Regions from separate parts of the Homo sapiens genome. Here region 1 is linked to region 2. The links are chromatin contacts, found by Hi-C or POLR2A ChIA-PET in ENCODE. All regions are on one chromosome and are shown on one strand. The core of a region is the stretch at or near the end of the contact, and the rest is flanking DNA. Distances in the headings are between cores, read along the strand shown.

The links. Hi-C counts contacts between places; a loop is a spot of excess contacts on that map. ChIA-PET counts read pairs that join two places held with the same protein, here RNA polymerase II (POLR2A). Pooled maps may share reads with other maps.
Region 1: a pooled map shows a loop between it and region 2 (4-fold over the local background). The contact joins the promoter of LINC02851 here to the enhancer-like site in region 2. A Hi-C loop is called at or near these places in 2 of 50 pooled maps. POLR2A ChIA-PET finds 5 or more read pairs at or near these places in 2 of 52 experiments (HEK293 and PC-9).

The regions. Positions count from the first base shown.
Region 1 is chr9:6,701,839-6,708,799 of GRCh38, forward strand. It overlaps LINC02851 (long intergenic non-protein coding RNA 2851), which reads left to right and starts at 2,469. Exons shown (of 3, transcript NR_184134.1): 1 at 2,469-2,505; 2 at 2,615-2,815; 3 at 5,704-5,942. RefSeq lists enhancers at 2,481-2,570, 2,621-2,750 and a silencer at 5,457-5,671.
Region 2 is chr9:6,074,550-6,082,073 of GRCh38, forward strand. No RefSeq gene overlaps it. Among named protein-coding and RNA genes, the nearest start is that of RANBP6, 63 kb to the left of the region's middle. Within about 2 kb of position 5,807, at least 20 of the 41 ENCODE cell types and tissues checked have a DNase peak (open chromatin) inside an H3K27ac peak, as active enhancers do.

The DNA.
Region 1 (6,961 bases), core at 1,219-3,718, 620 kb after region 2:
CGAGGTCAGGAGATCGAGACCATCCTGGCTAACACGGTGAAACCCCGTCTCTACTAAAAATACAAAAAATTAGCCAGGCATGGTGGCAGGTGCCTGTAGTCCCAGCAACTCAGGAGGCTGAGGCAGGAGAATGGCATGAACCCAGGACGTGGAGGTTGCAGTGAGCCGAGATCATGCCACTGCACTCCAGCCTGGGCGACAGAGCGAGACTCCGTCTCAAAAAAAAAAAAAGAAAAGAAAAGAAAAAAAAGAGGGCAGTTGGATGTAAAAGTATGGCATTTGAGAAATGTATAACCAGAGATGAATGGCAGATAAAATTTAAACCCATGAGACATGGTAAGATCACCAAGAAAGTGAGGGTTAGATACAGAAGAGGACCATGAATTACACTTGGGGACACTCCAAATTAAAAGGTGGTGAGAAGAGAGAATTAGCAAAAACCACTGAGAATCAGGAGCAGAAACAGAAGTAGGGGAAAACCAAGAAAATGGGTGTCCTAGAAGTCAAATTTAAAAATCATGCTATACCAAGGCGTGATGGCCTGTGCCTGTAGTCCCATCTACTCAGGAGGGTGAGGTGAGAGGTGGAGGCTGCAGTGAGCCAAGATCAGGTCACTGCACTCCAGCCTGGGTAACAGAGTGAGACCCCATCTAAATTTAAAAAAAAGAAAAAAGGCCAGGCCCGGTGGCTCACGCCTGTAATCCCAGTACTTTGGGAGGCCGAGGTGGGCAGATCACGAGGTCAGGAGATCAAGACCATCCTGGCTAACACGGTGAAACCCCGTCTCTACTAAAAATACAAAAAAATTAGCCAGGCGTAGTGGTGGGCGCCTGTAGTCCCAGCTACTCGGGAGGCTGAGGCAGGAGAATGGCGTGAACCCGGGAGGTGGAGCGGTGGAGCTTGCAGCCACTGCACTCCAGCCTGGGCGACAGAGCGACAGTCTCAAAAAAAAAAAAAAAAAAAAAAAAAAAAAAGCATGTCAGGGAGAAGACAGTGATCTTATTTTGAACCAATGGAGGGAAAAACTGGGTGAAATGTCTTTGAGATAGCATGGGATATGAGTCATTGAGTCTTTGGTGATTATAGATAATTCAGTCACCATTATGTTTATGACTTGTTGCTCTTATCATAATCTCTCATCACCTTGTCTCCTAAGTAGACTTGGAAGCTCGATATTGTACACCTTATTAGGAAAATACTCAATTGTCTTCTAGTATAGGGAAAATTCGTCTTGTGTGTGGAGTAAACAACATTTTTGCCTTTACCACCATGAATATCATGTTCCCTTCATCCTCACTGTGTCCCTCAAAACCAAGAAAACATCTGGGAGTAGAGCTCGTAGAATGTTTCAAATAAGCTGAAATTAAGAGTTTTGTAGCATTGAAATGGAGTCTTTACATCAAAGTATAACTTGAAAGAAGAAACTTAGCAATTACCCTGCCCAAATCCATTGATCGTGTAATCTTTCTTAGCTGAGAACGTTACGGAACAAAGGCCCGCAAGGGCCTGGCAGTTGAGACACTTCAGGGCAGTTAAGAAAATTCATTTCACCTTTGCAGAATGTTCGGTACGTTTGGCCATCTGCCTCTGACAGCACAAAAGCCCTAAATTTAATACCCTGAAGAGCTAACGTTAAAGTGCAAAAACGAAGGTTGCAACAGCCCGACTTCGATACACTGAAAAGAACCAGGATACACCTGCACTTCTAATTTTTTCAATTTCAGCCCAAAGCCGGCCTGGTTCAAGCATTCCTCAGAAATTTCCAGCGCACGTTCCCCATCTGAAGGCTCACACCTGCGGGAGTAGAACACACTCCACACCGGTGCCGCCAACACACGGAATCTGCGCTCCCGGAAGCTTACAACATGGTCATTGTTGAAGTGCTCCCCTTGAATTGGTCGGGCGTGGTGGCGCGCTCGTGTGGTCCCAGCTACTCGGGAGGCTGGGGTAGGAGCATCGCTTGAACCCAGGAGGAGGGTGTTGCAGTGAGACGAGATCGCGCCACTGCACTCCAGCCTGGGCGACAGAGCGAAACTCCATCTCAAAAAAAAAAAAAAATCCTTAGGGACCGCCCAGAGGCTGGTGACACCTGCACTGGTACCTCCATGGCCGCGCCTCTGAGGTCACCGCTCCAGAAGGTCCCAGGCCGGCGTGGAAACCTATTACTAAGTGGGGCGGGTGGACACCAGCAGGTCCCGCCCTAAAGGAGTCCCGCGGCCGCTTGGGCCTCAGTTCCTCTTTCCTGCCCAAGTATCTCCCCAGCTCTGACGAAACAGGCAACTTCCAGACTGTGGCGTTAGCTCAGCGACTGCACTGAGCCGCCGGGAAGATCCTGGTCCCGTCAGCCAGCTGACCCACATGCGTTGCGGAGGCGCTGACCACCCCGCTTCGCTGGCTGGTGGGGGGTCACGTGAGGACCTCGGGGTCACGTGAGGTCCTCGGGCGCCGCAGGGAGGGCGGCATCCAAGTCTTTCCGCGCGTGCGCGAGCGTCCGCTGTCACTCAGGTAGAACAGTCTCAAATCGCACCGTTAGTACCGGCCCCCTTTGCCTTTCTACCTTGCCCCTCCGAGTCCCGACCCAAGATCCCAAGTAATCGTCTTCCCCCTGCACCAGGGCCGGGACCAGGCAGCCAAGAAACGCGGAGACAGACTACTGGGACTGCGACGTCTCCTCTCCTGTTCGCTGCGATATGCCGGCGTCGTGTTGAGCGGGCTGCGGACACAGACAGCCTGCCCGGCCCCACTGAGTGTTTGATCCCCATCCTCGCAGCTCTCTAGAGGACCAGAGTTGGCGGTGCAGCCCAGCGGAGCTTCGGTGGGTGCGGATGTCACTAGATGACAGACCCAGCCCTGTCCCTCAGCCCTCAGGGCCCTTTTCCCAAAGCCTACAGCCGCAGAAAGTTCTCTTAGGATATCCCCAGACCCTGCAGCCAGCTTTTCCATTTTTCCTTCCTGGGGCCAGTACTTTCTACAGCGTCTACAGCCAAAGTATCTTATCCCAGGAGGGCCTTTATAACCATCTGCGCCTTTGGGACTTTTCCCCACTTGTTGAAATCCATGGTCTTGGCCTTTCTAGTAGCCTGTCTCTCACGCTTAAGATAGTACATGCCTCCCATCTGTAAAAATGGATCATCCGCCGGGCGCAGTGGCTCACGCCTGTAATCCCAGCACGTTGGGAGGCCAAGGTGGGCGGATCACTATGTCAGGAGTTCAAGACCAGCCTGGCTAACATGGTGAAACTCCGTCCCTACTAAAAATACATATAAAAATTAGCCGGGCGTGGTGGCGGGCGCCTGTAGTCCTAGCTACTCAAGAGGCTGAGGCATGAGAATCGCTTGAACCTGGGAAGCGGAGGTTGCAATGAGCCGAGATCGAGCCACTGCACTCCAGCCTAGGTGATGGCCAGACTCTGTCTCAAAAAAAAAAAAAAAAAAAAAAGACTGTATACATTAAACTGATCCCACCTTTTTAGGCCTTTAGGACTCCACCTTAGGTTATCCTTTCCTCATGGCCCTTGATTATTAACCCATCCTAGGGCCATCTTCTCCTTTTCAGGGTGGAGGTTTGTTTGGCATGCTTTCCTCAGGCTGCTTTGTAGAAACGCATGATTCAAAACTAGGTACAGGCCAGCGCGGTGGCTCACACCTGTAATCCCAGCCCTTTGGGAGGCCGAGGGAGGCAGATTGCTTGAGGTCAGGAGTTCGAGACTAGTCTGGCCAACATGATGAAACCCCATCTCTACTAAAAATATAAAAATTAGCCGTGTGTGGTGGTGCACGCCTGTAATCCCAGCTACCTGAGTGGCTGAGGCAGGAGAATCGCTTGAACCCAGGAGATGGAGGTTGGAGTGAGCTGAGATGCCACCACTGCACTCTAGCCTGGGTGACACAGCGAGATTTTGTCTCAAACCAGACAAACAACAAAAAAACAACATCAGCTATAAATTTTCCTTTGGTGTATAGGTTAAGCACTTTTACCAAACAATGTTTTTCTTTGAACTGCCCTGGCATTATGCAATTCTGAACTCTTTGAAGGCTCCTGCTTAGACTTCAGCTGCCACCATGAGGAAGCCCAAGAAGCCTGTAAACCCTGAATATCTGAGTTAGGCCTCAGTCAGTTTAGGAAGTTTATTTTGCCAAAGGTAAGGATGCACACCCATAACACAGCCTCAGGAGGTCCTGACTACATGTGCCCAAGGTGGTCCCAGTACAACTTACTTTTATACATTTTAGGGAGACATCAATCAATATATGTAAGATGAACATTGGTTTTTTCCAGAAAGGCGTGACAATTTGACGCAAAGGCAGACTCGAGGCAAAGGCAGAACAACTCAAAGAGGGGAGTGGGTTTCCAGGTCATAGGTAGATAAGAGGCAAACGGTTGCATTCTTTTGAGTTTGATTAGCCTTTTCAAAGGAAGCAGTCAGATGTGTATCTCAGCGAGCTGAGGAATGACTTTGAATACAGTGGGAGGCAGGTTTGCCCTAAGCAGTTCCTAGCTTCAGTCTTCTCTTTAGCTTAGTGATTTTTGGGGCCCCAAGTTTTATTTTCCCTTCGCAAGCCCATATGGAGAACTGAGGCCCCTGCCTGAGAGTCCTAGCTGAGCTTACAGAACAACTTTCAGCCTTGGGAGTGAGGCCATTTGGACCTTCTTTGTTCTATACTTCAGAGAATGGAGTTATTTTTGAGATGTAGTCCATGAGTGTGGTTTGAGAAAAACAGCTACTAGCTGGTATGTTGCAGTTGGGTGGGAATGAATGGCAAGCCAGAACTGACAGAAAGGGAAGAATAGCCATGGTATCTCTGTGAAGTGGACATTCCAGAGAGAGAAGTGGGTATTCCAAAAGTGAGTGGGTTTGTGAGGAGCAACGAAGACATCCATCATGATGAAACAACAATAAGACCAAGTTTTGAGCTGGGGTGGAGAACAATTCTCTGGGTGGCCTCAGACCCCAACCCAGTTCTTCTTTTCATGCTTGTGGTTTAATTATTATTACTATTTTTTTTTCAGACAGAGTCTCACTCTGTTGCCCAGGCTGGAATGCAGTAGCACAATGTCGGCTCACTGCAAACTCTGCCTCCTGGGTTCAAGTGATTTTCCTGCCTCAGCCTCCCGAGTAGCTGGGACTACAGATGCATACCAACATACATGGCTAGTTTTTGTATTTTTAGTAGGGACAGGGTTTCACCATGTTAGCCAGGCTGATCTCCAACTCCTGACCTAAAGTGATCCAACTCAGCCTCCCAAAGTGCTGGGATTACAGGCACGAACCATTGCGCCTGGCCGTGGTTTTCAAGAATAACTGAAGAGCCAGGCGCGGTGGCTCACACCTTGTAATCCCAGCACTTTGGGAGGCTGAGGCGGGCGTTATCACCTGAGGTTGGGAGTTTGAGAACAGCCTGACCAACATGGAGAAACCCTGTCTCAACTAAAAAAAAAATACAAAATTAACCGGGCGTGGTGGTACATGCCTGTAATCCCAGCTACTTGGGAGGCTGAGGCAGAAGAATTGTTTGAATCTGGGAGGCAGAGGTTGCCGTGAGCCAAGATCGTGCCATTGTACTCCAGCCTGGGCAACAAGAGCGAAACTCCACCTCAAAAAAAAAAAAAAAGAATAACTATAGAATATGCTTGGAATGCAGTATCCTGAGATAGGGGAGGAACTGGCTGGAACAGCCTGGACTTTGTTTCTTTTTCCCCTAGAAGCGACATGTCCTCCAACATTTTAGCCCAGCAAGTCTTGTGGCCCCTGAGGATATAACCCAGAGAGGGCTGCTTTCTGGGATTTCTCGGCTGTGGTTCAAGTGGAGTACACACAGTTGAGACCCTGTCTGCCCTGGGCAGCTTTCTTGACCCTTGGGGGACCAGCTCACAATAAATCCTAGGCTTCTGTTGCTCCTTGCTGCCTATCCATAAGCAATAAACCTGCTTCAGCTCATTCACTCATGGGTAATTTTTGTATAGCTATTATAAAAGGGGTAATATGTAATGCTAAATACTCCAGTAACAATCATGGGGTTCCATTAAGTATAAATTGTGTGCATGGGTGTTGTATATCACTGGACTCAAGTTGATAACCAGTGTACAGTGAAACTGATTAACACTGAGTAGTACCTGGAAGGAATAAAGAATAGGTAGCGGCCGGGCACAGTGGCTCATGCCTGGAATCCCAGCACATTGGGAGGGATCACCTGAGGTCAGGAGTTCAAGACCAACCTGGCCAACATGGTGAAACCCCGTCTCTACTAAAAATTAGCCAGGCGTGGTGGCACACACCTGTATTCCCAGCAACTCGGGAGGCTGAGGCAGAAGAATCGCTTGAACCCAGGAGGCAGAGGTTGCAGTGAGCCGAGATCATACCACTGCACTCCAGCCTCGGTGAGAAAGCAAGACTCTGTATTCAAAAAAACAAAACAAAATAAAAAAAGAGTAAGTAGGTAGGTCCAGAGACTAAACATAGTGATATCTTGTGGCAGAAAGATGAATACCCATCACCTGTTTAGAAAGGCTTTTGCCTTATCCACTTACTTGTAGAGTCATCATACAGGAGATTGATAGTGATAGGAGGCAGGTAAATTTTTAGGCAGACAGGGATGGGTCCCTGGTGAAACTCAACCTTCGAGCTAAGGATAGTCTGAAGCCTGAAAACCAAGCTACAAGTTCTGGCTAAATCCACAAACCAGATTTAGAGATCCCATTCCTGTTTGGCATGCTCTTTCCTGATTGGTCTTTATCCTTCAGCTATTTTTTTATAATATATATTTATAATATATAATATTATATATTATATATAATTATATATATTATATATTATATATAATTATATATAATATTATATATTATATATAATTATATATAATATTATATATTATATATAATTATATATAATATATATATATGAGATGATGTATTGAATCATTACCTCCCTTCCCCAATTGGTCCTCTACACTTTTGTGCCTAT
Region 2 (7,524 bases), core at 4,557-7,056:
CTACTTGGAAGGCTGAGGCAGGAGGATTGCTTGAGCACAGGAGGTCGCGGCTGCAGTGAGCCTTGATTATGCCACTGCACTCCAGGCTCAGCAACAGAGTCAGATCTTGTCTCAAAAAAAAAATAAGAAAGTAAGTAAAATTTTGACAACGTTTATTTTATATTTGTATGAGTCATTATTCTGCCTTTAAAAAATATCTTTTAACAATAATTTAAAGACATTAGTTAAAAAATAAATTTAGGAACTGTGACAATAGGGTCTTCCTTGCACAAATGGGCCTAGCAGAAATCATGGCAAAATGCAAGTCCCAGTTTGAATCTGGGAACTTCGTTTCCACTCCAATTAGGTGCCAGAACCCTGAGTTAGTGGAGAAATGCCATGTACTCAAGAACTCAGATTTGGGGGCATTATGTGGGATACCTGGCCACTCCACTTTGCATTTCAGAGGTTTACCACCTGGTGGCATTCCCCAAAACTTGGGGCTTCTGTCATCATACAAGGAGCAGCTATGGTTATTTATAAACCTTGTCATTTTGTAAGTGAGTATTATGGCTGTTAGGTTTGGCTAGCTGCTTCTTGTTTCAGTACAAAGTGGTGCAGCCCCAGAGAACTGCACCTGGAATGGAGTTGTGTCAGTATAGGGATTCACTCATTTTTTTCTAAGGTCCAATCCTGGATTGTAGTGCTATTCTCTTCCTCTGTTCCTGTTCCTGTGTTTCAGAGTTCAGAATGTTCCTAAAAGAAATTTCAGAATGAAGCAGACTGAAATAAGAAAATTCATTATTTTTTCCAGTCTACCATGCTACTCTAATCTAATTGACTTCCTGGTTATACTTTCCTTTCCTCTCTACCTCCCTCCTCCAGGCTCTCTTTGCTTCCCTTTCAGCTAACAGGCTTATTAGGCACAACCTCTTTACATACACTTTCCTGCCTCCATTCTTTTACTTTTCTTCTCCTTACTCTTGATCAGCCTGAATAATTCCATCAAGCCACCAAACACCTCAACCATTACACTGGCATGGCGTAAAAGAGGAGTGTTCACCTCACCCAAATTCAAAGACATAGTCCTGAACTACTCTCTTCCATCTTTTCTTTCAGAGGCATCTTTTACTCTGTCGCCCAGGCTGGTCTCAAGCCATTCCCCCACTCACCTCAGCCCCAAAGAGTTGGGATTCCAGGCGTGAGCCACTGTGCCCGGCCTCCTCAATCTATTTTTTACTCTTATTGCTTTCTGCTTTCTGATTCTTCTGGCTAATGATTTGACTGCCATGTTGACCTGTACTTTGGACTGATGCTAGATATGATTTATTTTTAGCTTTATTAGTTTTTCTTAGCAATTATGATTTTCTGCTTTGCATGTATTGCATTCAAACTGTCTTGAATAAACACTTTCTCAATTTATCTTAGTCCTAAAATCCTTCCCCTCTTATTCTGCATCCAATGGCAAAGCTTCCTGCCAGCTCACTCAGGGCTTCATTAGAAAGTGGTCATTTCCAGCCGGGCTTGGTGGCTCACACCTGTAATCCTAGCACTTTGGGAGGCCAAGGCAGGCGGATCATGAGGTCAGGAGTTTGAGACCAGCCTGGGCGACATGGTGAAACCCCGTCTGTACTAAAATACAAAAAAAAAAAAAAAAAAAATTAACTTGGCGTGGTGGCATGCACCTGTAGTCCCAGCTACTTGGGAGGCTGAGGCAAGAGAACTGCTTGAACCTAGGAGGCGGAGCTTGCAGTGAACTGAGATTGTGCCACTGCGCTCCAGCCTGGTGACAGAGCGAGACTCTGTCTCAAAAAAACAAAACAAAACAAAACAAACAAACAAAAAAAAGTAGTCATTTCCTTTCCATCTCAGAAGAGTCATCTAATCCAGTGTAGTCTATATAGTAGTTACTCAATAATGTGAATGTCAATGATGGCTGCTAGGAGTTTCCAAGTAGAAGAAGAGTGGCTCAAATTTTCTGTTATTTGCCTCACTTTCTACAGCCACATTCTGTTAATTTCACCCTAATGGCCCTCATCCTGGAACCATAATCTACCCTTAGAAATATACACTCACCAGGCCGGGCGCGGTGGCTCACACCTATAATCCCAGCACTTTGGGAGGATGAGGCGGGCTGATCACAAGGTCAGGAGACTGAAACCATTCTGGCTAACACGGTGAAACCCTGTCTCCACTAAAAATACAAAAAATTATCTGGGCATGGTGGCAGGCACCTGTAGTCCCAGCTTGTCCAGAGGCTGAGGCAGGAGAATGGCGTGAACCCAGAGGCAGAGTTTGCAGTGAGCCGAGATCACACCACTGCACTCCAGCCTGGGTGACAGCGCAAGACTCCATCTCAAAAAAAAAAAAAAAAAAGAAATATACACTCATCAAACAGGACAATGGTTTCCCAGCAATCCTAGTTATGGTTAAATTATTCTCAACGTTTCCTTTTCCAAAAAATGCTGCATTTCCTCTCGATTCCACCCACATAATATGACTCCTCAACTTACACAAAGCCATGCATTATTTCTATTTTTTTCTTCTCAGAAACATTAGTCATCTTCAAGACTTTCTCTTCCAAGCTTCCCGTCATATGCATAGTTGCCCAAACCTGAAGCCTTTGTTGTCATCTTCCAATCTTCTTTCTCTCCCAGCTTCACTTCTTCTCTCAACCGAATCAATCCCATTTCGTCCCCTCCTTTGTACTAAGACTCAGACTGTTTGAGTTCAGACACTCATTACTCCTTCCTGGCGTTAACACAATGTCTTCATATCACTCACTAGAGGTGAAGATACCATCCTAAAGATTACCTCTGTCCCTTCTTTGCTCTTGCTTTTTCAGTGATGCCTTCAGAGACATATTTCTTCTTTCCTTTTTTTTTTTGGCAGGGGGTGTTATAGCAGCAATAGGACAGAAACATTTTTCAAAGGATGTGCCAAGGAACAGTTACATCCGGGCTTGTTAATTATTATTTGTAAAAACAATTTATAGGCTTAAATAACTGGGGAATATTGAGTTAAACAAAGATGATATGGTTTCTTCGCTTAAGACTTTCGGGCCGGGTGTGGTGGCTCACGCTTGTAATCTCAGCACTTTGGGAAGCTGAGGAGGGAGGATCACCTGAGGTCAGGAGTTTGAGACCAGCCTGGCCAACAAAGTGAAACCCCGTCTCCACTACAAATATAAAATTTAGCCGGGCATGTTGGCAGAAGCCTGTAATCCAAGCTACTCAGGTGGCTGAGGCAGGAGAATCGCTTGAACCTGGGAGGCAGAGTTTGCAGTGAGCCAAGATTGTGCCACTGCACTCCAGCTCGGGTGACAGAACGAGACTCCATCTCAAAAAATAAAAAAAAAAAAAAATACTTTCAAAGCCTGAAACATGATACTTATTATGAATTGCTAAGGGAATATGGGCTCCAATCTATTATTCAAGTATTATCTCATTGTATATTCTGAACAAAATATAAATTCTATTATACTTTTAGCCTCAGTGAGGAAAATCAAAAAAGCAGTTTGGAAGGTTAGTTTCCAGAATTTAAGATACAAGTATTCAATTGCAAAGGCTTTATATTCTAAAATTTCTTTAGAACAGGAAATTAATAAATGAGATATGCGGATGGGATTTCTTTGCAGCCCAGAAGAAATTCAGAAGGGGCCATTGGGCAAAAACACCTTTAAATGTCTGAGCCTCCAGGCTCTGACAGAGAGAAGAAGATTAATTTCAAACCTACTTATTATATCACAATTGTGCAATCCAATGGATACTTTTCAGTGCTTGCCTTACTTGTGTCCCTGTGGTCTTTTTGTCTTGGAATTCTTTCCTCTGTCAACTTCCATTACCCCATCCTACTATTTTTCCTTCTACTTTTGAGACTGCTCTTTCTCAGCTTCCTTTCTGTATTTTTTTACATAGTAATATCCCTAAAGAGTCCTTCTTACTCTGGTTCCTCTTATCATTCTCTGTACTCTCCTTCAACTGTACTACTTGTCCTGATAACTCAACTGCCCACCAAATATCTCTGCAAAAGCCGCACATTCACTGTGAACTCAATGTGTACAAACCTAAACTCACCACTCACCCCAAACCACTAAATTCTCTAGATTCCAAATCAGAAGAGTCTCTTGTCTCCTCCATTTTAGTAAATGACACCACCAGCCCTCTATAGCTTTTTAGGTGTGGGAATATGATGAGGTTTCTTTTCAAATAGCCTGATCAATCCTTTATTCTTTAATTCATGGTACCCCCCACCCATTTTTTCTTTTTCTTTTTTCTTCCTTTCTGCCTTTGTTACATACCCAGAAACACCACAGTACCGGGCGTTATCAGTACCAGCTCACATTCCTTTCCTTATTTGGAAAGAAGACTAGCTCTCTAGCTCACTGCAGACACCCCTACTCCTTTCCCCTGTCTCCCTTATATGCCCACCTTATCTAAAAAAGGTTCAAATGTTTAGCCAATTGGGACTAGTTTAGATTGTAGGGCCCGACCCCGGCCAATGGGGAAAGGGTACAGGGTCAGGACTTGCATTAGGAATAAAGGCTCTCATGCCCCTTTGTTCAGGTGTGCTCTCATGGTGACCGGCCAAGGAGAAGCACCCCTCTGCGCAAAAGTAAAATTGCTTGGTTAAGAATCCTTTGTTTGAGTGTTCAATTTCCTTAGGATTTTGGGCATTATTCTCAACAATTCTGGTGCCCAAATTCTGGGGCTCAAATACTCTCCTTTGGGAAGGGGGTCTTTGGTCACCTCACCCAGGGGTCCCACTGTCTTGTTATGGTGGCCAGAGGGTGAGGGGGGTCAGGGCCCACCCATTGTGATGAATAAATCTGGGTTCTCAGCAAAGCAGGGAGGAGAGGCTTGCAAGACCGTGGCAATAAGAGGACCAGGTAATTCTTGTGCATGGAAAAAGGTAGGAGACTTCACAAAGGTGACAAAGTATTTCCTTGGTGGTCAGGATAATTTGGAGTTTGACAGTGTGTGAATGGGGCTAAGCATTATGGTTGTGTGGAGTGAGTGAGTCTTCTCTGCGGTTTCGTGTTGCCATCTATCGACTAGGGGCAGGAAGAGTCACAGTAGACAAAGAGAAAGAAGGGTACAAGGAGCCTCCAGAGGGGTGAGCTATAGGATATGCAGGAAACCCTTAACGGGAGAGGCTAAGCCTCCAGAAAGGGGGAGGTAAGACACCTCCAACACAACAGGTTGAACCCCCTCTTAAAGCCTCATTGAGCCTCTAGAAAGAGGGGGGTAGACACCTCTAACAGGAGAGGTTAGAGCCCCCCATAACCCCTAAGATGGGGAATGTTTCATGTAAGACAGGAAAACTAAAGAGTCAAGAGAGCAATGAAATTCCTTCTGATAGCCCCTTGGGGCTTATGCTAAAGTATTGGAAAGATAATGAGAGGACCAAGTATAAACGAAAACAGCAGATGATAAAATATTTTTGTTTTATTTGGGCTCGAGAACCCATCCTGAAACCCTCACTTTTCTGGCCAAAATTTGGGTCAAATGAGGAGCGGATTTGTCAGCTCTTAATTGAGCATGTTAATGATAAGAGCCCTGTTTCCCAGGAAGAAATTGATTACACCCTCTATTGGTGGCAGGGACCTATCCTCCTTTACCCTTTAGACTCCGGAGGGAGAAAGCCAGAAGCCAACCCCTCTGGCAGGGAAAGAGTTCCCATGTCTAGACAACCCACACCCACTAACACGTGGGACCCTCTAGATCACCTTCCTCCATTCAGTGCCCCCATCCCACTCCTCCAGTTCCTGTTTCAGGTCCCTCCCCTGCTTGTGTCACTCTTCCAGCTGCCCCCAATCCCGCCCCTCCGGTTCCCGTTTCAGGTCCCTCCCCTGCTTGCGTCACTCTTCTGGCCGCCCCGATCCCGCCCCTCTGGTTCCCATTTCCGTTTCAGGTCCCTCCCCTGTTTGCATCATTCTTCTGGTTGCCCCCCAGTCCCGCCCCTCCAGCTCCCGTTTCCATTTCAGGTCCCTCCCCTGCTTGTGTCACTCTTCCAGTTGTTCCCGATTCCGTCCCTCTGGCTGCGGTTTCGGGTTACTGCCCAGCTGTTTCAGGCCACTCCCTCACCTGTGTCACTTGCCCGTGTTCCATTCCCCCAGCTGCTGCTGCAGATCCCTCCCCGACCTGTGGTTTCTATACTCATATACTCATATTGCTCCTCCTGCCTATAATCCTCACTTTGCAGAATTACCATCTTGTGAGCCTGCCCCCCTCCTCAACAAAACTATTAAGTATCCCTCTTTAAAGGGGCTTCAATGTGAAATAGAGCAATGTAAAAAAGATATTCGAAACTTTCCATTTCCCTCCACACCTAAAGAGCCAGATCCAACTTTCTTTCCTCTAAGGGTGGTACCACAAGGACAGGGGGTGGCTATTGGCTTTGTAAACTCTCCCTTGACCAGTTCAGAAGTCCAGAATTTAAAAAAGGAGCTTAAGCCATTATTGGATGACCCTTATGGAGTAGCAGATCAAATTGATCAATTTCTAGGGCCTCAGATATACACTGGGCTGAGTTGATGTCCATTTTGGGTGTCCTCTTTTCAGGGGAAGAACGAAGTACGATTCGGAGGGCTGCTATGGTGGTTTGGGAATGTGAGCACCCTTCTGGTCAAAATGTTCCTCCTGCAGACCATAAATTTCCCACCCGAGACCCCCAGTGGGACAATAACAATGCAAATCACTGGGAAAACGTGAAGGACCTAAGGAAGATGATAATAAAAGGAATTCGAGAATCAGTACCCCGAACTCAAAATCTTTCTAAAGCATTTGATATTCAACAGGAAAAAGATGAGGGACCTGCTAGATTCTTAAACAGATTGAGGGAGCAAATGAGACAATATGCAGGCCTTGATTTGGAAAACCCCCTTGGACGAGGAATGTTAAAACCTCACTTTGTTACTAAAAGTTGGCCAAACATTTCAAGAAAATTACGAAAGATAGAAAGTTGGGAGGACCAGCCTCTGAGTGAACTGCTCAGGGAGGCTCAAAAAGTATATGTGAGAAGAGATGAGGAAAACAAAAACAAAAACAAAAGACAAAACTCATGTTTTCTGCCTTCCAACAGATGGCTCCAAATCCATATATCTCTAAGCAGGGCTTTCAAGGGGCCAGAGATTATAAGGGGCCTAAACCCTCCTTTAGAGGACTGAAGCCTCCATCTGGAGGGTCAAGGTCCTCATTTAATAAGCCCCCTAAGTGGTATAGGGGAGCAAGGGCTGAGAATGCTAAGACTGAGACGGAAGAAGGACAAGATAGAGGCTACAGATGTGGAAGAACAGGCCACTTCAAGAGGGAATGTCCTGAAATAAAGAGAGAGAGAGAAATTTTTACACTCATGACTTCCGAAGAACAATAGGGGAGTCAGGGGCTCTGCCTCTTTTATTTTGAGTCCCACCAGGAGCCCTTGATAAATTTGGAGGTAGGACCTAAACATGAATTTATCACCTTTTTAGTTGATTCAGGAGCTTCACACTCCTCTGTTTGTTTCCCTCCACCTGGTCTTACCTGCTCTTCGGAAGAAGTTTTA